Regions from separate parts of the Mus musculus genome. Here regions 2, 3, 4, 5, 6 and 7 are each linked to region 1. Evidence: chromatin loops called from intact Hi-C (ENCODE). Cell type or tissue: heart. All regions are shown on one strand.

Evidence for each region. Peaks named below come from ENCODE experiments on the same cell type or tissue, not always from the same donor. Only the 100,000 strongest peaks of a DNase experiment are listed, where the experiment ranks them.
Region 2: it touches region 1 in a loop (7-fold over the local background); 8 of 42 quality-filtered maps call a loop at or near these places.
Region 3: it touches region 1 in a loop (4-fold over the local background); 17 of 42 quality-filtered maps call a loop at or near these places.
Region 4: a loop joins it to region 1, with 4 times the contacts of the local background. A loop is called at or near these places in 20 of 42 quality-filtered maps.
Region 5: a loop joins it to region 1, with 2.8 times the contacts of the local background. A loop is called at or near these places in 24 of 42 quality-filtered maps.
Region 6: a loop joins it to region 1, with 5 times the contacts of the local background. A loop is called at or near these places in 14 of 42 quality-filtered maps.
Region 7: a loop joins it to region 1, with 2.6 times the contacts of the local background. A loop is called at or near these places in 7 of 42 quality-filtered maps.

The regions. Positions count from the first base shown.
Region 1 is chr3:65,927,512-65,931,511 of GRCm38, reverse strand. It overlaps Gm35039 (a long non-coding RNA gene), which reads left to right and starts at 3,234. Exons shown (of 2, transcript XR_375721.3): 1 at 3,234-3,901. In heart, CTCF peaks have their summits at 1,036 (motif pointing right), 1,822 (motif pointing right) and 3,536; DNase peaks (open chromatin) are centred at 1,041, 1,341, 2,041 and 3,641; H3K4me3 peaks cover 988 bases; H3K27ac peaks cover 2,358 bases.
Region 2 is chr3:65,315,636-65,319,635 of GRCm38, reverse strand. Kcnab1 (potassium voltage-gated channel, shaker-related subfamily, beta member 1) reads right to left here. Exons shown (of 14, transcript NM_010597.5): 8 at 131-217. Among named protein-coding and RNA genes, the nearest start is that of A330015K06Rik, 15 kb to the right of the region's middle. In heart, CTCF peaks have their summits at 197 and 1,554 (motif pointing left); no DNase peak of the experiment used is centred here.
Region 3 is chr3:65,866,851-65,870,850 of GRCm38, reverse strand. No RefSeq gene overlaps it. Among named protein-coding and RNA genes, the nearest start is that of Gm35039, 59 kb to the left of the region's middle. In heart, a CTCF peak has its summit at 1,714; no DNase peak of the experiment used is centred here; H3K27ac peaks cover 1,150 bases.
Region 4 is chr3:65,390,363-65,394,362 of GRCm38, reverse strand. It overlaps Ssr3 (signal sequence receptor, gamma), which reads left to right and starts at 1,810. Exons shown (of 5, transcript NM_026155.3): 1 at 1,810-1,958; 2 at 2,912-3,038. The coding sequence starts at 1,826. It also overlaps the pseudogene Gm5540. In heart, a CTCF peak has its summit at 1,862; a DNase peak (open chromatin) is centred at 1,722; H3K4me3 peaks cover 2,054 bases; H3K27ac peaks cover 1,483 bases.
Region 5 is chr3:65,378,555-65,382,554 of GRCm38, reverse strand. It overlaps Ssr3 (signal sequence receptor, gamma), which reads left to right. Exons shown (of 5, transcript NM_026155.3): 5 at 521-2,898. The coding sequence ends at 587. Among named protein-coding and RNA genes, the nearest start is that of Ssr3, 12 kb to the left of the region's middle. In heart, CTCF peaks have their summits at 1,999 and 2,200 (motif pointing right); a DNase peak (open chromatin) is centred at 1,264.
Region 6 is chr3:65,989,478-65,993,477 of GRCm38, reverse strand. It overlaps the pseudogene Gm19024. Among named protein-coding and RNA genes, the nearest start is that of Ccnl1, 33 kb to the right of the region's middle. In heart, a CTCF peak has its summit at 2,286 (motif pointing right); no DNase peak of the experiment used is centred here.
Region 7 is chr3:65,361,298-65,365,297 of GRCm38, reverse strand. It overlaps Kcnab1 (potassium voltage-gated channel, shaker-related subfamily, beta member 1), which reads right to left. Exons shown (of 14, transcript NM_010597.5): 12 at 576-696. Among named protein-coding and RNA genes, the nearest start is that of A730090N16Rik, 14 kb to the right of the region's middle. In heart, a CTCF peak has its summit at 1,604; a DNase peak (open chromatin) is centred at 1,707; H3K27ac peaks cover 816 bases.

The DNA.
Region 1 (4,000 bases):
ATGAGAGAGTGTGCACATAGTCCCACCTGGTGCTATGTGACCTTGCCCCCCAAGTAATTCCTGATTGGTGAATAAAGATGCCTACAGCCTATGGCTGGGCAGAACTGAGATAGGCAGGGCTTAGGGGGTCCCAGGCTTGAGGTTGGAGGAGAACCATGAGGGAGATAGGAAGGTGGAGAGAAGATGCTATGGGGTAAGGATCTTAAAATCATGGCCGTGGGGGCTATGCAATCGGAGTTAAGAGAAACCCAGATGGAACAAAGTAAGAACCAGGGGTTATCGATAGGAAAGTAGATTCTAATAGCATTGAGGGTAGATATCTGCCCAGCTTTAGTGCTGATAAAGGCTTATTATAAATTAAAGTTCATGTGTGTCTTCTACCTGGGAATTGAATAATCAAAGGCCCCTGATTGAGATTAATTTTTTTTTTCAATAACATCAGAGGGTTGAACAGGAGTCCTCAGGAACCCAGGCCTGGAACAGGTGATACAATGGCTTGTTCGTGGTTTTGTGAGTCCCTGGGGCCTCTGTGCCTGTCCTGTGCGCTGCTTGCCGGTATTATGAAAGCCATGCACTACTTGGCACCAAGTTGACAAGATCCTCCCTGATCTGTTGTGGGCATCTGAAGCCCATTATGCCATCTGCTCAGGACAGGAGATGTAGAGCCTGTTGTAGTCATTAGGCCGGAAATAGAGTTTTAAAGCTGGGAATCGGTTGCATGACTGTTCCAGGCAGGGTGGTGCACTCTTGTGGTCGTAGCCCTCTCGAGGCTGAGGCAAATTCAAAGCCCATGTGAACTATATAATGAGACCTTACTTCCCTCCGTACTTAAAAAACACCACCACCACCACCCTACCACCATCACCAACAGGAAAAAAAAAAAACTGGGTGGGGGAGAGAATGAGGGGGGAGAGGAAGGAACGGGAAAGGGGGGGGGAGCAGAGGGAAGAGGAGGTGAGAGGAGAAGCGCTTGATTCACTGTAAATCTATTGCAGAGAAGGGAAAGCACGTGAGCAGGTCAGTTACATTCACCGACACTAGAGGGCGACTGTTGACAAGATTATTGCACAGGTATGAAGGAAAAGGCTGTGGGTTTTGTTGTTTGTGTTTTGTTTTGTTGTGTGGTTTTTTGTTTGTTTGTTTGTTTTTTGGTTTTGGTTGTTGTTGTTGTTATTGTCGTTGTTTTGTGGTACGTTTTCCTCTCCACCCTGCAGCCTCTTCTCATCCCAGCACAGCACACGGAGCAAGCGAAGGAGCATAGGGAAGAAGGTTCTTCCCTCCCCAGCATGCATGTGACCGCCCAGGTTCACACGAGGCAGTCCTACCTCGAGGCTGTGAGCAGCCAGCGAGATCACATCCGAGGAAGCTCTCTCAGAGCGCCCAGAACACATGGCTCATTTAGTTCTGATCTACTGGAGCGCCTCTCCAGACAACTGATGTCTCAATATCAACAGAGAAAAGGATACACGCCAAGTGTTTTGTATTCTTGGGGGACTTTGAAAGAGCTGAGGAAGAGCAGCCACTAACTTTCATTTCTCCCCCGTTTCTTGATCTTGTCTTGGGGAAGTGTGGACCGTACTGGGGAAGGCCCCTGCCTGGTGTCTGAAGGCTTCCCCCAGGCTTAGCCTAGAGGGCAGCAGCTGGGAGCTGGCCAGGAAGGGCGAGCTCTCCTAGTCTTCAGTCTTAGGTTTAAGATCACCTGGTGATCTTCTGAGCTTTTTGACTGCATCTTGGGCTCGTTTCTGTCGTTTTTTATTTGTTATTCTTTTTCACAACGAATTTACTTTTTCGTATGACTTTCACTGAAATGAATTGGGTGCAGTTTGGCCACTAGGGGACAGCACGCGGTCACCAGATGCTTGTGGGTAGTTGGGTGTGTGTGGGGGAGGTGGCTGGTAAACTATGGGGAAAGACAGGAGACTCCACCTCTGACTCACAAAGAGCTTTGGCTTCACACAACGTTTCCTCACTCTGTTGGGTTTGCTTCTCACATCAGGCCCAGGAAACTGGAGGGTGGGGCAGGAGTTCTTACCCCACCCCGGGGGCCAGGGGAGGGAGGCTTACCCTGGGAGGGTCAGTGTCATATGAGGTCACAGAGTGGCAGAGGCGGAGCCCACCGGGATCCTGGCTCCTCCTGGGAAACTCATCTCTCAGAGCCTTGGATAAACCAGGTACTGTAAAATAGATGAGGGCAGAAACCAGGAGGACAGCGGTAGTTTTTGCAATGGTCGCCTAGTTCAGTCCTTCCATGCCCCCCCCCCTCCCCGCAAGCTGTAGCTTCAAGGGCCCCACAGCTTAGCTCTGTCTTTTACACTTCACCAGAGGAGATTGTATTCTAGACTCAGACCCCTCACCCTGCCTCCCTGGGGCCAAGCTTTCTTTGACCCTGAGCAGGTGGGAGATTCACTCAGTTCCCTCCCCCAGGAGCTGAGCACAAAGGGCAATTCTCTTTGCTAAGGGAACAGGGAGGAATACACGGTGCACAGACTGAATAATCAGGAAAGGCTATTATTGAAGAAGAAAAGGCCAGAAGACAAAACACAGGCACTAAATGATCTGATCTTGGGGAAGCAGTTTTCTGGCCCCCTGGGAGGAATATCCAGGGTGCTGCCCCAATGAGTGTAGCCAGCACCTCAGGAACAATAGGTCGGCACTGTGTGTGTGTGTGTGTGTGCCTCCTGCCCCCACTTTCCCTCTCCTGAGTGTCATTCTCCCCCTACCCTTCTCTCAGGGGCACACACACCCAGGAGAGAGGAAAACCAGGAAGAAGGGCAAAGTCCTTGCTGGACTCTGCACACTATGAGGAGCTTTCTTACTGTACAGATAACTGGCGCTCAATTTCATTCTGAGAAAGTGAAGGGGATGTTAAATCTACAAGGAAAAAATAAGAGCAGTATTGTTTGTTTCCTTAGGGGGAAGCATAAAATGTCAACTAATTCTGAAGTAGATACAGCAAGACGCAACCTTGTCTAGTTTGTTTTAATTTTTTTAATTAAAAAAAAATGTGTGCATGTGGTTTGTGTGCATGTATGACGGTGTACCACATATATGTAGTGCCCTGGAGGCCAAAAGATGCCGGGACCCCTGAAACTGGAGTTACAGATGGCTGTGAGCCACCCATGTGGGTGCTGGGAATCAAACCTGGGTCTTCTGCAAGAGCAACAAGCGCTCTTAACCAATGAACTATCTCTCCAGACCCATTTCTTTCTTTTTTTTTTTAAGAAGGAGCCAAAAAAGTTCTGGGAGGAAGGAGTTGGTGGCAAAAATAGAGCCAGGCCTGAGGCAGGTGGAGAGCCTTCAGCTAGAGGCCTAGAAAATTGAGGTCGATGGCATCTTAAACACTGTCAATCATCCTCATGGGTCAGAGGTGACTGTCACCAATGGACACTACCTCTGCTCAGGGTCAAGCAGGATGACCTAGGGCTGATCTAACCAGGCAGGTCCCGCTGGGGAGGAACTGTCCCAGGGATACTGGGCTGGAGACACAGTTCAGTTCCCTGCCACCTCCACACTGCCACCGCTGCCCGCAGGGGACTGTTGAGTGTAGTTCAAGACTGGGAGATGAGGAACGAAGGAACTGGATCATGAAAAAGGAAGGAACTCTTGGCAGACGGCCTGGGCATTCCTCAGGCTGTGGGCTCAGCACCTTCCTGGGAGGGCAGGCAGTCAGGCACTAGCCCAGCCTCCTGCAGCTGAGTCAGCTTCTAAGTGAGGCCTCAGAGGGCGGCAGCATCCAGAATTCAAGGGGGACTTGGAGATGATCTTGGACTCCTCGCACTGGCACTGGAAAGAACCTGGGAGGGGTTTGTCAAATCCCAGGGAGAGCCACCATGCTGAACAACGCTGGAGGGCAGAAACAGGAAGCGCCGTGTTCCTGCTTAATAACCTAGAGCTCTCGCTGGTAAGCCAAGAACGCTACCCAGAAAAACGGAGATGGAAGGAGCTGGAAGGGCTCTGTGGGAACTGGAGCACCTTTCCAGGGCCTGTGAGGTCGAAGGCA
Region 2 (4,000 bases), 610 kb after region 1:
AAGGTTTTATTTTTTTAAATTCTAGCTTAACAATCTGAACATACTTCATTACTTACTGTAGTAGAAACAGTCTTCAGGCTAGGTCCAGCAATTCTGTAGCCTCTTTTTCTTATTAGATTCTTTTACTCACCTTCCATGGGAGTGTTGCTGTCTGGGCGATTTGCAAAGACCACATCCACGTATTCCAGTTGCAGCCTCTGGAGGGAGCCTTTCAGTCCTAGCAGCAGAAGCAGAAAACAGAATATAACCAAAGGCCCAAGAAGTCCAAATAGGACCACACTTAGAAAGTGCTTGAGTTTGATTTCTTTCAAGAATTTACTTAAAAACAAACACTGAGTTAATTACAAGAGTCCTCTTGAACAGGGCACAGCAAGACGATAGCAGCAATTGCTTACCTTCAGAAACATCAGTTGGAGTTATTTCCATATGACTAACCTTCACAAGAGTTAAACCAGAAGAAAGATGATAGTGTCTGGGTTTTAGTATAATAATGGAAAATGATGTTTGAGCAAGCCGGAGGGAAACCCTCCAAATCCAAGAATCAAACAGCCTAGAGAACCACAGAGGCTCTCACCATTCCCAGTGCTCCTAATACAGTTCTTTATGCTATGGTGACCCACAACCATAAGATTATTTTTTCACTGTTATAAATTGTAACCTAAATATCTGTGTTTTCCGATGGCCTTAGGCGACCCCTGTAAAAGGGTCACTTGGATCAAAGGTTGAGAGCAAATGGCCTAGAGAGAGACACTTTTTGGGAGGGGAGGGAGACTTGAACCAACCTCTCACTAGGGTGAAATTCAGTACTGAGTAGACTCCTCCACCCTGCCCTTGCTCCCAGGCTAATCTTCACAGAGAGTCTCTGGATCCACCCCAGAGCTAGGCAAGCATCTCTGACATTGGTGAGCTGGACCCGGGTTCTCACTTACACAATTGCTAACTCAGCCAGTATACCAGTTCTAAAGGTTGTAGCATCAGGTATGACACTACTTAACACCAATCTTGTTAGCCAAGGGATTACCTCCACTATTCACCTTCAATCTCAGGCAGCAAGTTCAAAGACATTTTATTTGCAAGTAACGTATGATGGAAAGAGGTATAGAACTTTTACTTGAAACTCAGTGCTGGGGCTGTAGATTCTTCCCATGAACAACACCCATGCAGAAAAGCCTGGATGTCACATAAAATTCCAGTTTGCATTGCCTGTACCTGGCTGCAGTGGTGTCCAGCCAAAGGGACGACATCACCAGACAGGCCATGGAAACATAGTTACACTGGACTCAGGAACCTAAGGGCTCCAGAGAGGCACCCAAACCTGGCCTTTTGAGCTGCATCCCTTGTGGTAAGGCTCAGGGCTGCTTAGAACCCTGTTGTTCCTGACTGCAGGCTAGTGATTGTAGATGAGGTGTTCGGTCCTGAGATTGGATCACCTTATCTAGGCAGTCCCCTAATCTACCACATACAGCGGTACCAATTGCAACAAACCTAAGCTAGGGATAGCAGAATAGCAGCACTAGTTTTGAATTTACTGGGACTAGCGCCCTCTAGTGTTGCAACCGTGGGCAATAAATACAGGCTCCAGAACGACCTTCTTAGAATTCCCAGGCCAGGCACCATTAAAGCCAAGTAGTGACAGCTGGAATACACGCCGAATGCTTCAGTGCATGGATGCTGTCAGATACTAACAAGCATCGAGAGCTTCCAGGGAGCTGAGATGTCAAAAGCCGATGATGAGGTGGTGGATATGTTGGCCTCTTGGACAAGAATTCAAAACAGTTATTTGATGGAAAGTCGTGAACTTCAAGAAGATACAGAGAAGCTGAGCATGGTGACACATGGCTGTACTTCCAGCACTAAGTATGTTGAGGCAGGAGGATTGCAACTTAGAAGCTTGTCTGAGTTAATGAGATCCTGTTTTGTGTAATGGTCAAGCAAGAGTTGGAGAAATAGTCTTTCTCAAGAAAGAACACACCAATTGGTTATCTAATACCAAATGGACAGCCCTGAAAATGTACATAAAAGTAACATTATGTAGGTTGTATTTATGAATGTAAGACTATATATATGTGTATGTGCATGTGTCTGTGTGTTTGTGTATGTGTGTGTATGTATGCATGTATGTGTATGTGTGCGTGTGTGTCTGTGTCTGTATGTCTGTGTATGTGTTTGTGTATCTATGTCTGTGTATGTGTGTCTCTGTGTGTGTATATGTATATACATATATATGTGTGTATATGTATATATGTGTATGTTTGTGTGTGTCTGTATGTCTGTGTATATCCATGTATATATGTGTGTGTCCATGTGTATATGTATGCATGCATGTGTCTCTGTGTGTATGTGTGCATGTATGTATGTATGTGTGTATGTATATATTTGTGACAACAAATAATGAAAAATAGAAGCCATGCATTTGGAAGAAAGCAAGGAAAGATGTATAGGAGGGTTTGAAGGGAGGAAAGGGTAGGAGGAAGTGACATAATTATAATCTCAAAAAATATGTATATGTACATGTATATGTATATGTATGCCAGAACTGGTCCAGGGGTGGATAATACATTAGAAATAACCTACTGAAACATGATCCTTAAAAGCACAAGAGAATCTGGGTGGTGGTGGTGGGAGCACACCCTTTTTCCAGCACTTGAGATGTAGAAGCAGACAAATATCTAAGTTCAAGGCCAGCCTGGTCTACAGAGGGAGCTCCAGGACAGCCAGGGCTACACAGACAAACCCTGTCTTGAAAATGAGAAATAAAAGCAGACAACAACCATAACAACAACAAAATAAAATCTCTGGAGAAACAATTGAGTAATCACCAGGAAACCTTGCTACAGAAAGTAAAATCATTTTTAGAACCTGTAACAACTCCTGGAGCTGAAATGCAGAGCAGATGAAGAGGGAACTGACAGCATCCACAGAGAATCCACCTAACAGCAGGGGCAGTGAACTTGAAGTCAAGATATTTGAATATATCCAGGAGGAAGAAAGTGAAAAGGAATGAGGAAAGCTCGCAGGGTCTCAGAACATCATGAAAAGAAGAGATACTCAGGTTTGGGGTTTCAGTGAGGGTTTCGGAATCCTAGAGTTAAACATTTACTAAAAGTAACAAGGGGATGGAAAGATGGCTTCGGCAGCTAATAAGTCTTTTCTTCTCTACCAGGGACCCCAGTTCAATTCCTAGCAGAGTTGGGTGGCATCTATAGCCTGTAACTCTAGCTCCTTTCTGACCTTGACTCTTCTTCCCTGCACATGTGGCATCTACTCACACAGACACAAATACATATGCATAAATTTTAAGAGATAAAACTTATAAAAATATAATAACATGCTGAGAAAAAGTGACAGTCTAGTGCTCAGGCCTGAACAGGACATCTCTACCTCCTCTCTGATGCTCCAGGATCGTTATAGACAGAAGGGTCAGAAAGTATACAAGAGCCGGAAAGGCTGTGAAAGGCTAATTTCTGGGTATGCCACGATCAATGCAACTGTGATTTCCCAGCAGCTGAGGCTGTCTTGTATAACACTCGCCTTGACATCAGTTAAACATGGATAAGGGAGGGGCTCGTGGGCCCTACCCCTCCCTACTGAACTATTGGCTACTAGTGGACTCTGGGAGAGGCTCAGCCATTATATTTCATTGTATACCCATGTGTGACTCACACATTATCCCATGACTGCCTTAGTGAAACTCAGGGTGTCACAAAACAAAACAAAACAAAACAAAACAAAAGGACCAGAATTTGAGAAAGCGACTTGCAGCTAGAAGGGAGTTAGACAGAGGAAGAGGAAGATGGGAGAGGAGGAAGAGAGAGTAACCCGAATGTATTATGCAATGCATTCGTATAAAATGCGTTATCAAAGAACACATTTAATAAATAAAGTATATTAAAAACTGGTTTTATAGGAATAAGCATGATTCACACATAGGTTTGTATATACATAAAAATGTATGACGATATTAATGTATTTCCTAAAAAAGATAGTAACAAAAAGCTTT
Region 3 (4,000 bases), 61 kb after region 1:
GAAACAGGCCAGGTGACAAGAGAGGAGAGAGAGTGCAGAATGGAAGCATTTTATTTGTTGAACTGGGAAAGGGAAAAGACGCTAACTGAAAACTTTCCTAGTGACAACAAATGAGGTATCCACGTTCTGAATTTGTGCATCTTGGTAACATGGGCTCTTTCTTCCTGTATGAAGCCCAAATTGTAGGTCAGTTCTGCTTCTGGGAACAAGTCCCGGGTGACACAGGCTGAAGTGCAGCCTGAGCCTGAGCAGAGGTACTCTTGATTGTTAAGGGTGTTCTGTTGCGATTTCAATTACTCCATCTTTATACAGAGCTTTTTACCCCCATGGTAAGTATGAAAAAGGATGAGGTCCCAGGAATGTTGCTGCTCTGGGCAGAATGGACCCCAGCCTGTGTTTTCTGTCAACAGATAAGGAGCAGAGCTTCCTACACCTTAGAGGAGAGGCACTCTAGAGAGATTGTGAGCAGCACGGGAAATCTTTGCAGACATCAATTCATTTCTCATCACCCAGCTTACCTTGATTTGTTTCAACTAATTTCATTTTCCTCCTAAATCCTAAAATATCTGGAAAAAGAGACATTGAGAATAATCTTAAAAGTTAAATGAGGTACAAGAGATTCGTCTTCTGAAGACTTGCTTATGTGAGCATTTAACGGTTTTTCGTCTAAGGATTATGGGGGTGTATACATACAAATGTCACAAACGCCAAAAACTTCGCCAGAAAGGAAGGTTACCCTGGAAAATCTTCACTTAATATGTCGTTTCTAAGATTTCCTAGATCAGAGTAAGGACTAGGGTGGGGATATGTAGGGTGCGTGAGAGGGAGAGGCAAGATTTGGAAGCTTCCAATATGCCTCATCCATGACTAACTGTTCCATCAATGAGAGGAAAGTAATCCTTGACTTCTGCCAAGGTAACAGGAACTGGGCTGCCGTGGCAAGGAATTCCCACCCCAGGAACCAGAGAGTCACAGCGTCCAGCTCAGCTCTTAGACATCTGCTCTGCCTGTTTAGGAGGCAAGTGAAAAGATGGTTTCCTGAAGGTGACGGCAGAATCCAGAGGCTCTTCCTCAGCACAGATCTCAGCCTCTGTATTATCTGTATGTCGCTATTCCTAGTCATGTGAGAGAAATCCCCAAACTACCATTATTATGTTTGGTTTGTTTTTCAAATGCAGGACTTCCTGTTCAAATGGGTGCAAACCAAAGCACACTTTTGGAGTACTGTAATGAAGAAGGAGCAGGGCTATCCACAGGCACCCAGGGGCCAACTCCACAAATGCTCCTAATTCTACCTGGGACACACTGCACATCTCAAATGTGAGTTCGTGATTCCTATTCCTAATCCTTTCTACTGGTCTGCCCCTTTGCATCCATAGAAACTCAATGCAGATCGAGAAACCAGGAAACCTGGCTTGTGGAGGGATTAGGTCTCATAGGAGACTACGATCAGTAATCTGCCATGGTATTATTCTATGAGAGTTCATTTTTATTTTTTTTAAAAAAAGCAAGATCTAAACTATATGAGAGCTTTTTCTCTTCTTTTTGGTAATATAGTACAAGAGAAAGTTCCGGAAGTGGCAACTTAATTCGTATCTAATTTCAGCAAAATAATTGCAGACTGCTTTCAGCTTGAATGAGCAGTGAGGTGAGGCTCCCATTGTTGCTTATTTTAGTAGCACTCCCTCAGGACGAATGCTAGCTATTTTCAGTTGTATGTGGGAAAACCATGGGCGCTGCCAAGCGGTGGCAAGCTGGCATCGTGTGTGATCTGTCAACCAGATTCCACTCAGATTCTTTACTTATTGCAATTGGCATATGACCTTTTTTTTTCTTTCTTTATTCAGTTTGGGGTTCCGCTTACCTCCTTCTCTGCCGTCCTACCTTCCAGCCTATCTCTACCCACACAGGTTCCTTTTTGGGGGGCTATTTCATAATAACAGTGTGAGTGCCAAGTGGGTTGTATAAAATCCTGAGCAAGATATATGAAACAAAGCACACTGCTCCTGGAAACTCATAGGGACCAGTATGTACCCATCAACAAACACTAGCTAATACACAGTGAAATCATACATTTCTCTCTGTAGTTTATATAGGATGGGATAGGGCTGAGAGGAGACCTTAAATGACTCCTGGTACATGAACCGTACAGACTCACAGCCTCTAAAATGGCCCCCAGTAGCCATCCTTTGCTATTATCGACTCCCATACAGCTTCCTCTTGAGTGGGATGCCCCACTGGGTGATGTGAGCTATCATATGGATAGAGCCGTGTTGTAAGAGGCTGATGTTTATAACCAAGCACGCATGGTTGGCCTGGAAAGTGATCCTCACTCAGTAGAACCATAAGTTGACTTTGTTCTGACACCTCATCCTGAGCCAGACGATCACTAAGCAAGGGCTGGACGCCAGAGACCCAGAAATCATGAGGTAGTGATCTTAAGCTCTTCAGTTTGGGAGTGATTTGTAGCAATAGACAATTAATACAGGGTACTCCCCCAAAAGTGATCCCATACTGAGCCCACCGGAATGCTAACCTTACCTGCCTCAGACTCTGTAATGCTCCCACGACTCCTTTTGGCCCTGCCTTTTCCTCGGATGTCTTTATAGGAGTTTTCCTTCTCTCTGAAATGAACAGCTTTTTTTTCTTCTCCAGAGAATAGATTCCGACTTGGCACCTGCCTCAAATGTGCTCCCCCCGAAGAACCTCTCAGTACAGGGCACCGATCTGTCCAGTCTGGGGTCTTAATGGCCCTTTGCCTCTGCTTAACACTAAGCGCAACTGCCTACCTGTATTATTTTTGTTGTTAGGTGCCTTAATCCATATTGTATTATTGTCACAAAATGCTAGGGTCTGGGTGCTTTATAATGAAATAAGTTGATTTATCTCATAGCTTGAGAGGTTCAAGAACTTAGTACCCACATTAGCACATGAGGAACCACATCGACAAGCATCCGTTTTGACAGTTCCTGGAAGGCAGACGACTCCATCAGCTCGTGCGCCCTGCTGTCTAGTATAGCACCATGTTAGGACACCGTTACTGGAATAGAGCGATGGTTATTCTCCAGAATGAGGATGCTAGGATCTGGTATCTAGTTCCACACTCACGCACTGTGCTTGAAGCATCTGGGAGAAGCCTCCATTGGTTACCTGGGCAATTCATCATTTTAAACACTGACCTACAGAGGTAGCCTGAAGGGCTGCAAAGCCCTCAGAATCTGATGCTGCCCCTCAGTTAGCGTTTGAAGGTCGGCACTTCTATAATCGGACTTGACATCATTTCAGACTGTAACCTTGGAGTTGAAATAGCTCAGGCATCACAAACACTCATTTTTAGAGAAAGCTTGAAAGAAAATATGACGGCGTCCATAGGAACAAGCTCAATGGACGTCTTTAGGCACAAACCGCAAGTGAGGAAAGCTAGGGCCGGAAGGCAGGGGCTCACTGGAAGGCTATTGGCAGAACATACAGGCGTGAACCACATTGGCGATCTGCCTGTTCTATCACCCAACATTGCTTCTTTTCCTAGTGCACACCTGCCTGTAACAAACAGTTTCCAAAACAGCTTAACTACACTTGCCCATGACCCTTCCCTGGCCTTTCTCCACAGAGCAGGCAGGGCAGTCTTTCTGAAACACACATTGCATCTTACTGCCTGTCTCACCGTGTCCTGTGTACAGCCTGGTACATCCCAGTACCGTCTTTGCTGTCTACCTCTGGTTACACTTTTGTCTTTCATGGCCTTGAGGACACAGGTCCTGCCACTCCAGAGGATAAACATGGTTTTCGGGACCTCGTTAATCCTATTGCTTTTCCAGATTTCATCTTACTCACTCCTCAAAGACTTTCCCGGCTTCCCCTATTAAATCAGTCCACCCTCCTCCACACACCACACACACATTCATTCACACGTTGGGATGTTATGTTAATTTGTGTGCCTATTTGACCAAGATTGTTTTTTCTATTTTGTAAGTCCGAGGAAGGCAAGAGCCATGGGGGT
Region 4 (4,000 bases), 540 kb after region 1:
CAATGCCTTCTTGCCATTGAAGCTTGGAAAAGACAGGAGGAGAGTGGCACCATGCATCATAGACACCATTGTGCCCCCCACGGAGCCCAGGCAGTGGTACAGGGGACTGGGCAGGACCACGCGCAACTCCTCTGCAGTCTTTGTGGGCATCTTCAGACGCTGGCCTATCAGCATGGAGTTGTTTACGATGTTGTGGTGGGAAAGAGTGGCCCCCTTGGGGTTTCCAGTTGTCCCCGAGGTGAACTGGATGTTGATGGGGTCGTAGCAGGACAAGAACCGCTGGTTGTACCGCAGCTGGGCTAGGTTCTGTTCCTTGCCACCGGCTGCCACGATGTTATCCAGGAGCAGGGTCCCCGGCAGAGGGGCATCCACGGAGATGACTGTAGTCAGGTCTGGGAGTCTCTCACTCTTCAAGGCCCCTGGCTGAGCCTTTTCCAGCTCAGGACAGACCTGCTTCAGGATGTCGTAGTACTGCTGGGTCTTGAATTGTTTGGGAAACACAATACCTTTGCAGCCTACCTTTCTGAGGACATATTCCAGTTCTGAGGACTGGTAGGCTGGGTTCACAGACACCAGGATGATGCCTGCCTGGGCAGTAGCCAGCTGAATAAGTACCCAGGCATAGGAGTTGGGTCCCTGCATGCCCAGCCGGTCACCCTTGCGGAGGCCAATGCTCAGAAGACCAGAAGCAGCTTTGTCCACCTCCTCCTTGAGCTGCGCAAAGTTCAGCCTGATGTTTTCATGGAGGATAACCAAAGCCTCTCTGTCGGGGAACCTCTGCGCTGTGGCGTCAAGGCACTCGCCCACAGTTGTGTTCACAAGATGGGAGTCGGTGTGGCCCTGAATGTAGCTGAGGCCTCCAATGGGCAAGGGGTTGGTGCAGTTCACCATTCCAGAACTGAGAGCGCGGACACTCTGCAACTTCGAGTTCGGCCGAGGGCGAGTGAGCAGCGTCCGGGGGCCCCGCGCCCCCAGGCTCGCGATACACAGCCTCCCGAAGCGCAGCATCCCGTGATAGACAGCCATGGCTCGCTTCCGCCGCGGGTCTGGGCCAGGAGTAAAACTCCACAAGAGTTTTTTTATTTTCCAATTCTAAAGACTGTAATGAGAGAGTCTTTTAGAGGCTAAGAGGCTTTGTTGATTAAAATGATGTAATAGTAATAATAATAATAATAATAATAATAATAATAATAATAATAAATTAAACCATGCAGATGGCTCAGAGGGTAAAGACACAAACGTGACAATTTGGTTCAATCTCTGGGACCCAGAAAGTAAAAGTAGACAACTAACTTCCTCAAGTTGTGTTCTGACAACGTTGTGGCACGGCCCTCCAACCAATCAATCAATCAACTAATCATCAATCAACCAATGAGCCAATTGTTCAATCAATGTAATAAATTTAAAAAGAAATATAAAGTGCACATGTGGAATGAAATACCAATAACGTTAGTTAGTTCGTTAGCTAGCTGGTTAGTTAGTTAAAACAGTACTGCTTGTATGGTTGCTCATTTCGATTATCCAAGCCTGTCTCTGGAGACTGAGGCAGGCGAGTTAGAGAGCAGCTCTAAACTACACACTAAACTACAAATCCCTTCATTCTTTGTGGCATTGAGGCGCCACGTACCCTGAAGGATGCGGAAGTCTTGTTCGCATGCCCAATCGTACCTCGACGCTTGTGAAACGACGGCAAGATGGCCAATCCCGAAGCAGCGTACCCTGCGGAGTCCCGCCTCCGCGTTGCGCTGACGGGTCGCGGGCGGATACGCGGCCTTCTGAACCTTCCCTGCCTCCCTGCTCCCGGCCTCCAGTCTTCAGCTCGGCCATGGCTCCCAAAGGCGGCTCCAAGCAGCAGTCCGAGGAGGACCTGCTCCTTCAGGATTTCAGCCGCAACCTGTCGGCCAAATCGTCGGCGCTGTTCTTCGGGAACGCGTTCATCGTGTCTGCCATCCCCATCTGTGAGCTTCGGGCGGGCGGCGGTGGCGGCGGGGACGTGGCGGGCGCGGCGGGGAGGCCTAGTGTCCGGAGCAGCGTCCTCGGGAAGTCACTCGCGGCGTGCTTCTGAGCCGGGCGCGGGTTCTGGCCCGGAATCTCTTTTTGGTACACTGCCCTTCTCCTCACCACTGTTGGACACTAGGATGTCTTTAATGAACCGGGCGGGGGAGCCACTGATAAACCTTCACTGAATTAGCAGCGTGACCCGTGGCAAACCTCCCCTTACTCCCGAGCATCCTTTGGACGTGCAGAATGCCAAGTTAGGCCTTGCCCGAGGTCCGCGATCAGCCTTGTTTAGGATTTCAATAACTCCTAGAGAGCAGCTCGAGCCTTCTCGATTGAATGAGAAACTGCCCACTTGAAGGCCAAAACTGTCTCCAAGTCCAGGTTTTCCGAGTTTCCTGTCTCCTGACCCGCACTGCCGCAGTGCTGCAGGCCAATCATGTCCAAAAAAAGTTCTTTGTTATTTTGGCCTTGTAAAAAGCTCAGCTTGCAGTGAATGTGGTGTGGAGCCCCCTGGGTTCACTGGCCCGACAAAGCATTGTTTGGATTTCAGTGAGCAGCCACGTCAGCAAGTTAACCAAAGTTTTGGGACAGCGGTTGATTTAAAATGGCCCGTGTTTTAACTTCCTAGTATTCCATGAGTGAAATTGTTATTATTTGTAATCCCCACTCCCAGTTTGTTCTCAAGTTAGAAGATGAAATTTCTAGACTAGCAATATCCCCACAGCCTACCTTTCTGTACTGGGAAAGCCCTGAACTGGGACAAACCCAGTTTATTGTCTATCTCACCTCTAGTGAAGTTTTTCGGATACTGGGTGGGATTTACTGACTCTCATTTACCTGGCTTAGCTGTAGTCTGGCATGTGCAATGGGGCAGTGATGTTGTGTGTCCCTTGCTTTTGTCTTATCTCAGGGTTGTATTGGAGAATATGGCATATGGATCTCATCCAGTCTGCTGTGCTCTACAGTGTGATGACCTTAGTAAGCACTTACTTAGTAGCCTTCGCGTACAAGAATGTAAAATTTGTTCTGAAGCACAAGTAAGTACCCTAAACCCAACCCCAGTCTGCATATTTTATGTTAGGGGGTCTTAAACATGATTTATAAGCATTAGTTTGAAATGTGTATGTAGTTAATCGTGAACCATATGACACTTCTGTGGAAATAGGTTTTGAGGGTGGAGTTTGAATATTCATTCCCAGTCTTCAATTGATGGTTTGGTCAGAAAAACAAGTCTATTAAATCAATGAATGTTTCCGAAACTCAGTGGATTTCTTTCTAGAAATTATTTTAGGCTGCCCATTTACTAATTTTGGAAGCAAAAAATTAAAAATTCTCTGACATTTTCAATGCCAGTTACTTTTTTTTTTTTTTTTTTTAATCTTGTAAGTCTATTCACTGTAGAAGACAACCCTATTTCTTGAATTTCAAGATCACGTATAAGACGAATTATTTTACTAGCTTTAGGAGAAGAAAACCCAAGTTTTTTTTTTTTTTTACACAAAGTTCTTTCTTTTTAAAAAATTTTTATATGAGTATACTATAGCTGTTTTCAGACACACTAGAAGATAGCATTGGATCCCATTACATATATTCTATGAGCCACCATTTGGTGGCTGGGAATGGAACTCAGGACCTCTAGAAGAGCAGTTAGTGTTCTTTAACCACTAAGCCATATCTCCAGCCTGGAAAACCTAAGTTTTACCTCAGTAAATTTTTATGTTTTAAGCACTTGTGTACTCTGCTTTCCTAAAAATAAAACAGGAGGGTGTAGCAGGCTATTCCCTTATTTGTTCAATAGGGCCTTTTAGGTTTTTCTTTGAAGTATTATTATTTTTTTTAAAAATAATTAACTCTTTTACTTTTGAACTGCGCTTGTGTGTTTGTGTCTGTGGTTTGGTGTGTCTCTTGCCTGAGGGGCCAGAAGATAGTGATAGATTTCTGGAACTGGAATTGCACATAGTTCTGAGCCACCTGATAGAGGTGCTGGGAACTGAACTCA
Region 5 (4,000 bases), 550 kb after region 1:
TTATCAAAGGTATTATCCAGAAAAGCACAGCCAGACTTTTTAATAATCAGAGCTTATGGTGTAATGAAATATCAGACACTTTCCAACTCATCTTTTGGGAATACTGGTGGACCTTGCCAGAGTGCCCCCAACATGGTTTGCTCAGTCTCTAAGTAGCCAGGAACCTTCAGAACCTCCTTGCCTTATAGGCTGACTGGTAGCAGCACGCTGATTGACTAGAGGTTTCCCCTTTACTATTTTGCTTGTCTGCATGCTCTTTGACCAGTTCTTCCATGAGGGTTACATGGAACTAGGATGTGTTCTTTGTTATTATTTGTTTTAAGTTTGTCCCAAGTGTCTTTTCAGTATTGAAGCATATTGCTTGTAGGTATTTTGTCATGTTTATAGCCTCCCATGCTGTAGATTGTGTTTACTGACAGTCCAACTACATCTACATATTTGTGTCAATAAGGAAAAGTCTTATTGTTAAAAACCTAATTTAGGGGGTCTCATTTTTTTTCCTTAACATTAAATCTTACAGAAACTACATTTTGTCCATAAGTGCTTCATCTGGACTCATCGCCCTCTTGTCTACTGGCTCCAAATAGACCATGTAGCTTGGCCCTCTGCCTTTGTATCTCGGGGTGGCCTGTGGTATATGGGAAAGCATCAGGGTGGCCAGGTTGGGAGACACATAAGTTGTTTTTATAGTCTGGAGCTTCAGGGTTTAAAAATGCAGTAGAATGTAATTCAGTGTTTGTTTATTGGCTGTTTTTGACAGATTGCTGAAATTAAATGAATTGAAAGGGAAACTCAGAGTACCAGGGCATTTTATTAAAAGGCAAGGAGTCTTGCAATGTGCTGTAATCACGAGGAGAAAATAACTTGTTTCCTACATCTGTCAGAGGTCATGGTAACCTGGACTGAGCTGTTATTATTTATAATAGGAGGAAGAAGTTAATAACTGGTTCTCTGTGTTCCAAGCACAATATTACAACTTTTCGAACTGTAAATCTTAGAGTGAATCCTCTTCCTAAGGAATTAAACAGAAGCCTCATTTTCTTTTTAACAAGGCTTCAAATTTGTAATTTATAATAACTCAAAGTTAATTGTAAATTACAGGGCCTCTCCAATTTGAGGGAGGGAAACTTGCAGAATCTTTTTTTTTTTTTTTTTAAAAGAAAGGCAGCCAAGGTAGTTACCTAAAAATAGTACCCAGGCCTATGAGTGTTGGCCTGTGAGGCCAAAGCACACACTGTTCAGCTGTATGGCTTTGGCCCTGGGTGGCCGGGAGGTCAGCTTGACCCTGCCATGTTGGTTTGATGTGCGAAGTCACTGGGATCATTGTGTCTATGACCAGGCTTTCGCACCACAGGCAGAATATTAAGTGAGAGAGTATTTCTACTGTGATTATTGACACATGAGAGACCAAAAGAATTTTTGTGAACGTAACCCTGGAATTCTTTGGGCTCTCCAAAGAATTTACAGTGGTTTAAAATGGTTGTCAGCATTTTTCCATGAGGACTTTAATAAACTTAGCCCCGTTTGCTCAAGGTTCCTTTTAATTGTGAAGTGCTGATCACATACATTTTTGGGGGGGTCTAGCAAAGAGTAGCCTCATGTTGTGTGGTCATAACCCCCACCCCCCCATGTCTTTTCCCCACTCATTATGTACAGATTCTGATTTTGTATGCAATGACTTCACAGTTTGCAAAGTGCAGCACTATGATCACTGATTTCATATTCCTATTTGCCGTTCACCACACCCAAGAACTTTCTGTAAAGGGAAATATTACTAATATCTAGTTTCTGCTTGTAAACTTAAGAGGAACATATGACTCTATTTTTAACTTTAAAGATATTTACAAGGAGTAGAGCTGTTTCTGTGCTGGTAGATGTTTCTGTGGTCTGTGCTACTTAGGGAACTCAAGAGGAGTGCACTTGTATAGTCATGTTACTCCTTACTGTCTGCCTGGAGAATCATTTTATCTCCAAGTGTTCAGTTCTTTTCAGTGATACATTGTTACCTGAGTGTCATTTCCAGGTAATGTGGAATGAATGGGGAAATGAGAAGGGATTCAAAGCAAAGTACATTTCAGTAACACATATGAGGTAGGCTGTTTTGTTGTTTTATTTTAATCAGTATTTGGCTGGTAAAATGATAATTTGATAAACCATCATGTTACCAAAGCTAAACCAAACTCCTTCTAAGTGACTGCTGTGAACTTGCCACTAGGTGGCGGTGCCTGTGTAGCTGGGGAGAAAGTCACCACCTTTATCTTTATCTGACAGTATGGTCAGAAGCTCAAGAAATCGGGATGTCAGCCTCAAATTTTTAATTTTAAGTAGTAACCAAAAGTTTGTTGGGAGAGTGATTATGCAGTTTTCTTCTGTCTTGACTGTTTCCTGCGACTGTCTTTGTTTTTAACTCTGAACATGTTCTCTAACTCTGTGCTACCACATTTCTGTGTGTGAAGTCATGCAGCCAGTGTATCAGCCCTTTGTACTTAGAAGTGTGGCCCCTCCTCTCTAGCCTCTTCTCCACCATTGAACATTGCACATAGGATTACGAAGTGTTCAGTAAGACAGTGAAATCTGTGGCAGGCAGAGTTTGTACCATAAAAAGACCCCATACATCACACCAGTAAAATAGGACATTCAGAGTGCTCACATTCTTTCCTTTCTCATATGTGTGATAGGTAGACTCTTAGTGTTAAGAATTTTTATTTCACGATTTACTCATTTATAACTTAATAGAAGTCTTGGATTAAATATACAACTTGTACTGTTTGATATATTGTTTTAATTTGGAAAGGATAATTTGAAGTTAACTGAAATGATGGAAGTGGAATTTATACTCTGCATTTTAAAAAAAGTCTTGTTATTAATAAGTATGATTAAACTTTGTTTTTAAAAATGTGTTTTGTTTTTCTGTAATTCTTTATGTGAACCATAAGAGTATTTATTACACACTTTATATTAGACCTCTTTCCTACACGTGTAAGTGCCCTGTTGAAGTCTCTGGCCAGATGTCTGAGACAGTGACAGGCGTAGCACAGTTACAGGAAGGAACAGTCCGTCCCTGCCCTAGTGTGCTGCTGTGTGCCTGCTGGGCCTTCCTACCAGGCATTATGTTAGGAAGGATTTGTATGAATGTACACGTGTGCATGTATGAAGAATACCAGCATATCGTTTATTTCCCACCTATTTTGAAGTCTTAGGGTAGTTAATAGGAGATTGGGCGGGTCTTTCATTTTATTTAATTTTAATTTTATATTATTGTGCGGGTAGATACTCGGACACATGCACAATAGCTGAGGTAGAGAAAATTGGGGTAGCAGGGCAAGTGTGTCATCATGTATACATGAAGATCAGAGACTATTTCGTGGAGTAGGTTGTCTCTAAAAACAACAACAACAACAACAACAACAAAAAAACCCTCATATAATTGAGTGTAAAAACAGCCCTATAAAGAAAAAAGTCTTTAAAGAGCTGTGGGCTAGCATACAGGGACTATGGGTTGTAATGAACTAGCAGTTTGGGTCAGTTTCTTTATCTGTCCTGACCTGAGTTCCTTGTTATGCAAGTAGTGGCTTTGCCACTTAGGTTCCTTGAAGCAGTGCTGTTGCTGTGTGCTTGAATGATATTTGGCAGTCTATGATGTTTCTATCAGTTCCTGAAGTAGGAATCCAGGCCCAGAGTTTGTAGTTTGTATTTGTCTTGCTTGAGACCAGTATGACTAGTTTTTTGCCATGGAGTTTTGAAGAGGAAATTAGTAAATGAAGCTTTTCTTCATAAGGGTAAAACTGAAATGCATTACTCAGTTTACCTTGGTAGATATGTCCAAATTGGCTGCTTCCACAGCTAACTAGTGTTGCCCATGTTTGGTTTAAATTTGCAGCTGCTTTCAAGAGGGTTTGAGAACCTTCAACTTTAGTGTGCAGTTTTCCAAAATCCACTGAAAGGAAAGGAGTTTGCAAAACATTTTTTAGTTTTCTTGTAAGTGCAGTCCAAGCTGGCC
Region 6 (4,000 bases), 62 kb before region 1:
ATGGAGTAATTTGGAGCAGACACAGCCTAATCCCAACAATGTGGTCAGTATCTCTTTGGTGAGCATGCAATTTAACTGCTTCATGCCTCAAAGTTGAACAGTATCACTGGGCAGTGGTGGCACACACCTTAAATCCCAATACTTGAGAGGCAGAGTCAGGCAGATCTCTGTGAGTTCTAGGCCAGCCTGGCCTACAGAGCGATTTCTAGGACAGCCAGGGCTACACAGAGGAAAAAAAAATGTAATCAGAGCAGCATCTCTCTCCTCTGTCATTATATTGTTGAAAAGATGGGATGAGTCAGAGTGGCCTGGTATTGTGTGTGTTGGCTTCTGCTCTCACTCCATCACGGTTGCTGTCACACTAACCTGCTGTCCACAGTGTGCAGCTAACTGGCATGTTTCTCATGCACTTCAAGCTCTTGAGACTGCAGCTTGCTCTTTAAAGCTGTGTTCACCAATGTGCAGAATTGTGTTCATGGACTATTTACGTTAATTTACTAGACACATACCCTATAGCAAAATATCTACTGGTGCTACAAGATGTTCTGTTAGTCGGTTATATGAGCAGATGCTCCCCGAACAAAAGCTGGGATTATGCACATCTCAAGCTGTTAAGGGCTTTCTGTGGTGAAAAATATTTCAATTCCACTTTACTCAAGAGTGGGGACAACCATCTTATTCATGACTCAAAGACAGTTGGCAAATTAACCTTTAAACAAAAGAAAAAGAAGACACCAAAATCATTCTGAGGACTAATGGCTACTTACTAGATAACACTTAAGTTATGTAGCAGGTCATAGCTCGAATTTTGTCTATTTAAAACCTTAATCGGTTTACACTTGGCCCAAGCCCTCGTGATTCACACACGGCATGATATTTCGACACTGTGGGGACTCTCAGGGAGTTGGCTGGGCTGAGACAGAAATATTCACAGCAGGTTCTACAGCTACCAACAAAATCTGTTTGGAGTCCTGTGAAGAGAAAAGCGTTTTAAATGTCTGTCTGAAATCTTTAGATTCTTTTGGGGTTTTGTTTTGTTTTTCTTTGCTTTCTTACTAAATGGCTGGGGCTGGAGAGATAGCTCAGCAGTTCAGAGCACTTATCTCGAGAATGGAGGTTTGAATCTTAGCATCCACATTGTGGCTGGCAGCCACTTGTAACTTTTTGTCCAAGGGCATTTGATACCCTCCTCTGGCTTCTTCGGGCCCCAGGCACGCACATGATGCACCGACATACGTGTAGGCAAAGTACTTATACACATAAAACAAAATAAAAATAAATTTTTATTATTAAATTAATTAAATAATAAATTAAGCTGAATGACTGAGACTTGGGTCACGTGGAGTCTTAATAACCCAGCAGTGCTATTCCCTAACGACTTGTCTCAGCTGTGGCTACGTTTGAGCCGCTCTCATTTTATTGGGTCCAGCAATTTAATCATATCTGCCAATTTCCCTTTGGTTCATTCCTAGGAAAGGTCGGCTCTGGACTACTGAAACAACACAGTTCAAAGGAAGCAGGAACACACTACAATCCTCCTTCAGTGACAAGGCAGTTGTGAAGGAAGAAGAGGCTTGCCTTTCCCCACACAAAAGAATAATAAGATAATCTTCTGTCTCACAGGAATATTTTTCAGATAGCCACTGAGTTAAATGAAGCTAGCCACAGTGTCATGGGCTTGTCATCCCAACATGCAAGAGGCACATGGGTGGCAAATTTCAGGCTAACCTGAACTACATGCACATAAAGACTTTGCCTCAAAACAAAAGATAAAATTAAATAGATGCTAAAATAAATGAAAGTGTAGATGTCACAGAGTAGAGATGATTCTTTAAGAGAGAGAGAGAGGGAGGGAGGGAGAGAGAGAGAGAGAGAGAGAGAGAGAGAGAGATGGGGTTTCTCTGTGTAGCCCTGTTTGTCCTAGAACTCACTCTGTAAACCAGGCTGGCTTCCAACTTAGAGATTCCCCCTGCCTCTGCTGCATCACAAGTGCTGGGAATAAAGGCCTGGGCTACCCAATGAGATTGGATTTGGTTGGGGGTTGGGATTTAGAAACAGTCTCACTATATAGCCCATGTTGACCTGGAACTTGCTTGGCATTCTCCTGCCTCCATCTCCTAGTGCTGGTTTAACAGGCTGGTGACACCACACTTATGTCTCATGATACTCTTCTACTTGGGAAGATTGTTCACAGAGACACCACAAACATAGATAACAATGTTTTCTAGTTCTTCCAAGTTTAGACTTCTGTCTGATTCAAAGCCAGTGATGCTAAATTCATATTGGCCACTAGATGGTGCGAGTATGTTACATACTAAGTTGTCTTAACCAGCGGAGCATTTATTTACATGAAAAAATAAGACTTATTTAATACACTTATGGTGCCTCTAAAGAAAAATACTGAGCCAGACGGTGGTGGTACATGTCTTTAATCCCAGGACTTGGGAGGCAGAGGCAGGAGGATCTCTGAGTTCAAGGCCAGCCTGATCTATAGAGTGAGTTCTAGGATAGCTAAGGCTACACAGAGAAACCCCATCTCAAAAACACTCACACACAAACAAACAAAAACTGATTAATAACAAGATAAAGAGTTGAACACAAGCTTTAATTTCTGCCCTACCCCAACCTAAAAGGAAAGGAAAAGTTATAAATGAATACTGTGCCCTGTACAGCCTCGGTACAGCCACATACAGAAACACTGGGGCTTTTGCAAGAAGCTACGGCAGGATGTTTTATGCAGAAATTAGGAAGTAACTCATTATGGAAGACCTGGCTTCCAGAGCACAGGTCTCTAATCTAGGAGGGAGGGAAAGAGTGGAGGAGACTAGTGGAGCTACTCAGTGAGGCACAGTACTCACAGTTCTATAAGGATGAAAGGAGGCTGTTGACAGAGGGATTGCCAGGGAGGAACGGAACGGAACAAAAGGCAGCTGCAAATTCTGCTTGTTGCTACAACCTTACAATGGATATTATGATCCTCTTAGAAATTATAGATGTGTGTTAGTGATAGATTCATTAGTTTTTTAAATTTTGTGTTTTTGTTTGTTTGTTTGTTTGTTTGTTTTTCTTTTGTTTTGATTTTCATTTGAGATAGGGTCTTTCTACATAGTAATATATATCTACATAGTAGATATATATATCCTGGAATTCACTAAGTAGATCAGGTTGGTCTCTACTCACAAAGATCCTCCTGCCTTTGCCTCCTGAGTGCTAGGGTTAAACAAAGGTCTACACCACCATGCCCAGCTAAACTAGGCATCTTTGAGAAACAAGATCATATTTGACCCTTGATAGACTCTTGAGTCTAAATCTTTTAATACTATACTTTTGGAGGCCGGTGGAAAAAAATTAAATGGGGACTATATTTTTTAAATATTGTGGCAACATTAAATTTCTTAGAAATTATAAACATGTTGTAGCTAGTATATTTATAATTGCCAACAACTGGGGCTAGAGAAATGGCTTAATGGTTAAGAGCACTGACTGCTCTTCTAGAGGTCCTGAGTTTAATTCCTGGCAACCACATGGCTGCTCACAACCACCTGTAATGGGACCGATGCGCTCTTCTGGCGTGTCTGAAGACAGCTACAGTGTACACATACATGTAAAATAAATAAAATCTAAAAAACATTGCCAGAAGCTTTCTTTTTTAAAAATATTTATTTATTTATTTATTTATATGCATATGAGTGATCTGTCTTCATACATTCCAGAAGAGGGCAAAGGACTGCATTACAGATGGTTGTGAGCCACCATGTGGTTGCTGGGAATTGAACTCAGGACCTCTGGAAGAGCAGCCAGTGCTCTTAACTGCTGAGCCATCTCTCCAGACCCTGGCAGCAACTTTCTACTCCAAATAATGAGTTTACTGCTGAAACATAACTTCTATGAAAACTCCCACTAAGTCAAAGCTGGAAGTGAAAAGGGCTCTCATCAGTTTCACCATTACTGGGGACACTGATATGAAGACGTTCACCATTACTAGACATCTGATGGACAG
Region 7 (4,000 bases), 570 kb after region 1:
TCAACAGGGGGAGGAACCTGAGCCAGAAGAAATGGATGTCATTGTGTAGTGACACAATTTACCTCAGACACTGGAGATGTGTATATATTTAAATTATTTTTTATATAATGTTTATCATTTGCCTCCTCCTGCAAGTCTTACCAGATCCTCTCTAGCTGTCTACCCACCCAACTTTGTTTCCTTTCTCCTTTCTTTCTCTTCTTTTCTCCCTCTTTCCCTCTTTTTCTCTCTTGTACTCTCATACTTGTGTTCTCTCTCTCTGTCTCTGTCTGTCTCTGTCTGTCTGTCTCTCTCTCTGTATTTTCACTGATATATTCTCATGCAGCTGTCTTATAAGGAAGAAAGGAAAGAAAAAGAATGTAGCATATAGAAAATTCTGGGAAACCTCGAATAATCCCCTTTCTCTGTTTTGTGTACCAGAATTTGATGCTTCTGAGGTTAGCCTGTCCCTATGGTAGACATTTTACCATGACAGGGTGTGGGTCAACCATAGAAAAGTATGCTTTTTTAGTCATATCAGTGAAAGTAACCCCCTAATGCAGAGCCTGGTCTGCCATCCCCTCGTAGTTTCTTACCCACAGCCAGCTGAGGTAGCGTGCACCCCAGGCGCTCAGCGATTGGAGAGAGGTCTTTCAGCTTGTTTTGCTGTTTTCTCCCTTCTTCACTTACGATTCTTTCCTTCAACCACTGGTAGCACTGGAAATTATGATAACACACATAAGTCTTATATGAATGGGATGTTAAATCAATAAAATATAAGAACTCAGGTGGGGCTGGAGAGATGGCTCTCACCAGTTAAGACTGTTTACTGCTCTTTCAGTGGACCTGAGTTTGAGTTCCAGCATGAACATCAGGCAGTTCACAACCTCCTGTAACTCTAGCTCCCGGAGGTCTAATGCCTTTTCTGGCCTCCAAGGGCACCTGCTCTCATGTGGCACACGTGTACACATGCATGAGTGCACACAGGTACACACAGACACACCCATGTATACACACATAGGTTCAGCTTTCTGTTCAGAGAGCTGGCTCCCCTGAAATATCATAGCTTTGCATTATTGTTGTAACTGTTCTCCCTGTTGCCTTATTTCACCCCAAATCTCATTGTTATTTAAAGATATTTTATATGTGTGTATGTGCATATATGTGTACGTGGCCTTGGAGACAATAAGAGGATGTTAGGGCTGTAAGAGCTGGAGTTACAGGCAGTTGAGAGTCGTCCACTATGGGTTCTGGGAACTGAAGAGAGGTTCTCTGCAAGAGTAGCACGTGTTCTTCATCACTGAGCCATCTCGCCAGCTCCTTAATACCATGATACGATAATTACAATATTTACAATAATAATATTATTATGGGGACTTTGTGTTGACTTCCTCTTGTGGTTTGTTTTAATGCCACAAATTAGAATCAATAGAGTATTTGTTTAAAGGGCAACCCAGGAAACTACTCTTTAAACATGGGAATGGATTGAGCATGACCCTGTAGCCCAGTGAATGAGTTTACTTCCCTCAGTATGAAAAGCCAGTCAGGGTTTTCCACTGCCCTTCTTTGCAGAAGGCTCTGCTCCTACAGAAGATGGAAATTACATCCCTGATGTACAAGGCTAGCACTGACTAGCAACAGCCACAGGGTAAGACTTCTTTTCCTTGCAACCATGGAGATGGACCTTCCCAGAGGGAGCAGGAAGCTCCAGAGTTGGCAGTGCGCCATAGGAACTCCTCCCACATGATTTCAATAGACTGCTGGCTTTTGTTTTATTAAGTATTTTTTCATCACCAAAGAAAAGGATAACCACATTATGTTTTATTGTGATTTTTGGAATAATTTTACAGATGTGAAAACCAAAGGGCAAGTTGCCCTAGTTCTGTCTGCTCTTAGATATCCAAGGCTTATAGGCTGGCCCCTCACTTGGGACTTTGCTTGGGAAAATGGCCAAGGCGTTCCCAGCTTCAGCCTTGAGAAGTCTCTGGTTTTTCCAGAGGAAAGGTGCCTGAAGTGACATCTCCAGAGATGACAGCTGGGGCCAATGGTGATGGGGTGGATGGCTGTGAACTACAAGCGTATGATCAGGTCCCAGGCAGCCTTCTTAAACCTGGGCACTACCTATGTCAGACATCCCTGAATGGCTACAGATGCTTTAAGTGGGAAAATATCATCAACCTTTACTTAAATTTCATGTTCTTTCAGGAAAGCTGCATCTCTGATTATGACTCAAACACAAAATGAGAAAGTAGTAGACCAATGCTTTTCAACACTTTTAAAAAGTAGAGTTTTTGAGATTTCAATATGTATCAGGCACATTAAGAATGTTTGATTTGAGCAGGGCGTGGTGCTGCACGACTTTAATCGAAGCACTTGGGAGGCAGAGGCAGGCAGATTTCTGAGTTCGAAATCTAGCCTAGTCTACAAAGTGAGTTCCAGGACAGCCAGGGCTACACAGAGAAACCCTGTCTCGAAAAGCCAAAAAAAAAAAAAAAAAAAAAAAAGTTTGATTTGTTTACTCTATTTTTGAAATATATGTAGTAAGTTCTTTTTCTTAAGATTGAAACACTGTGTGTGTGTGTGATATGCACTTAAATCAACCATATCGGAAGACTTCTAAAAATAAGGAGGACTGACCTGGAGACATGGCTCAGTAGGTACACTGCTTGCCTTACAAGACAGAAGACTGGAGTTTGGATCCGCTGCACCATGCAAAACTGGGGATGATAGTGTGTGCCTGTAACTGCAGCACTTCTGCAGTGAAAAGGGTGGCAGAGGCAGGTGAATTCCGGGAACCGTGGACCAGCCAGCCTGATGTGTGTAGCAGTGAGCAACAAAAAGAGACCCTTCCTTACACTATGGGAGGTGAAGACTGACACCAGAGGTTGTGTTCTGACCAGTACATGTGCACAGTGTATGTGTGTGCCCACACGTACATACATAAACATTTACTTATTGAATCCCTGTCTTATCACTCTCAATATTGTAAACTTCACTGTTGGCCTAATCAGTAGAATATATAGGGAGTTAGGGTTTTACAAAAGTGTTTACACATTCTTAATTCCAAAGGAAACAATGGTTTTGTTGTTGTTTTAAGAAACAGCTTCAATTTCTGTTCAAAGGGGAAAATGCTAACAGTGGGAGAGATGAAGTATAATTAAAATATTAATTAAATATGAAAGTGTTTTTAGGAAGGTTGGTGGCAAATACGGTTGCCATCTGGTTGGCACAGTGCTGCGGGTTCTGTTGCTCCATATGAGAATCATCCACAAGTCATTATTTAGGAACTTAAGTGTTTTGTAGCTGAGTGACCTTCCTGCTTCAGTGATTTTGTTACAAGCCATGCTCATAGCACCTTCATTTTATCTAACAAAGCCATATATGGCTGAGCTGATCAATGTTTTCTCTTTTGGCTACTGTTGTTGGTCTCACAGGTTGAACATTGCCTAACTGTGGTCATTGTTTTCTGGTTTGAAGAAAGAAAAACCATCTCTGACAGGTCTACTGAGCCCAGCTCCTCTCTATCCTCAAGGACTGTCATTGTGACAGTGCAGTTCTTAGGATGACATTGTTCACGTTGAGGTCTGTCACTGGCAGCCCGAGAACTTGAGGCCTGTGTAAGAAATGTTGATGGGATAAAGAGAGGGAAGCACTTACAACTCAGTAACTGTATCAAGCAAGAAGCTTTGTTCTTAAGACTAAGATGGAAGGACTACAGGAGAGTGAAAACACCCGGGGAAGCCAAGGAAAGAGTGCAGTGCATTTGGGTAGAAAGTCAAATGACATGGGGCTGTAAAGACAAGAACAGAAAAGTAGACTTGACTTAGATTCTAAGAGGATTCGGGATTTATCCTGTAAGCAGTAACTGAGAGGTCACGATCGCATTTTAAAATGGGTCCTTTAGAAGGACAGCTAACCACAAGGGTGAGTTGCTGAGAAGAAGGAGCAAATGAAAGCACCCAAGTTGAGTCCCGCAGTAAACCTGGGAAGGAAAGACCTACATTAGGACTGTGCGTGGGTG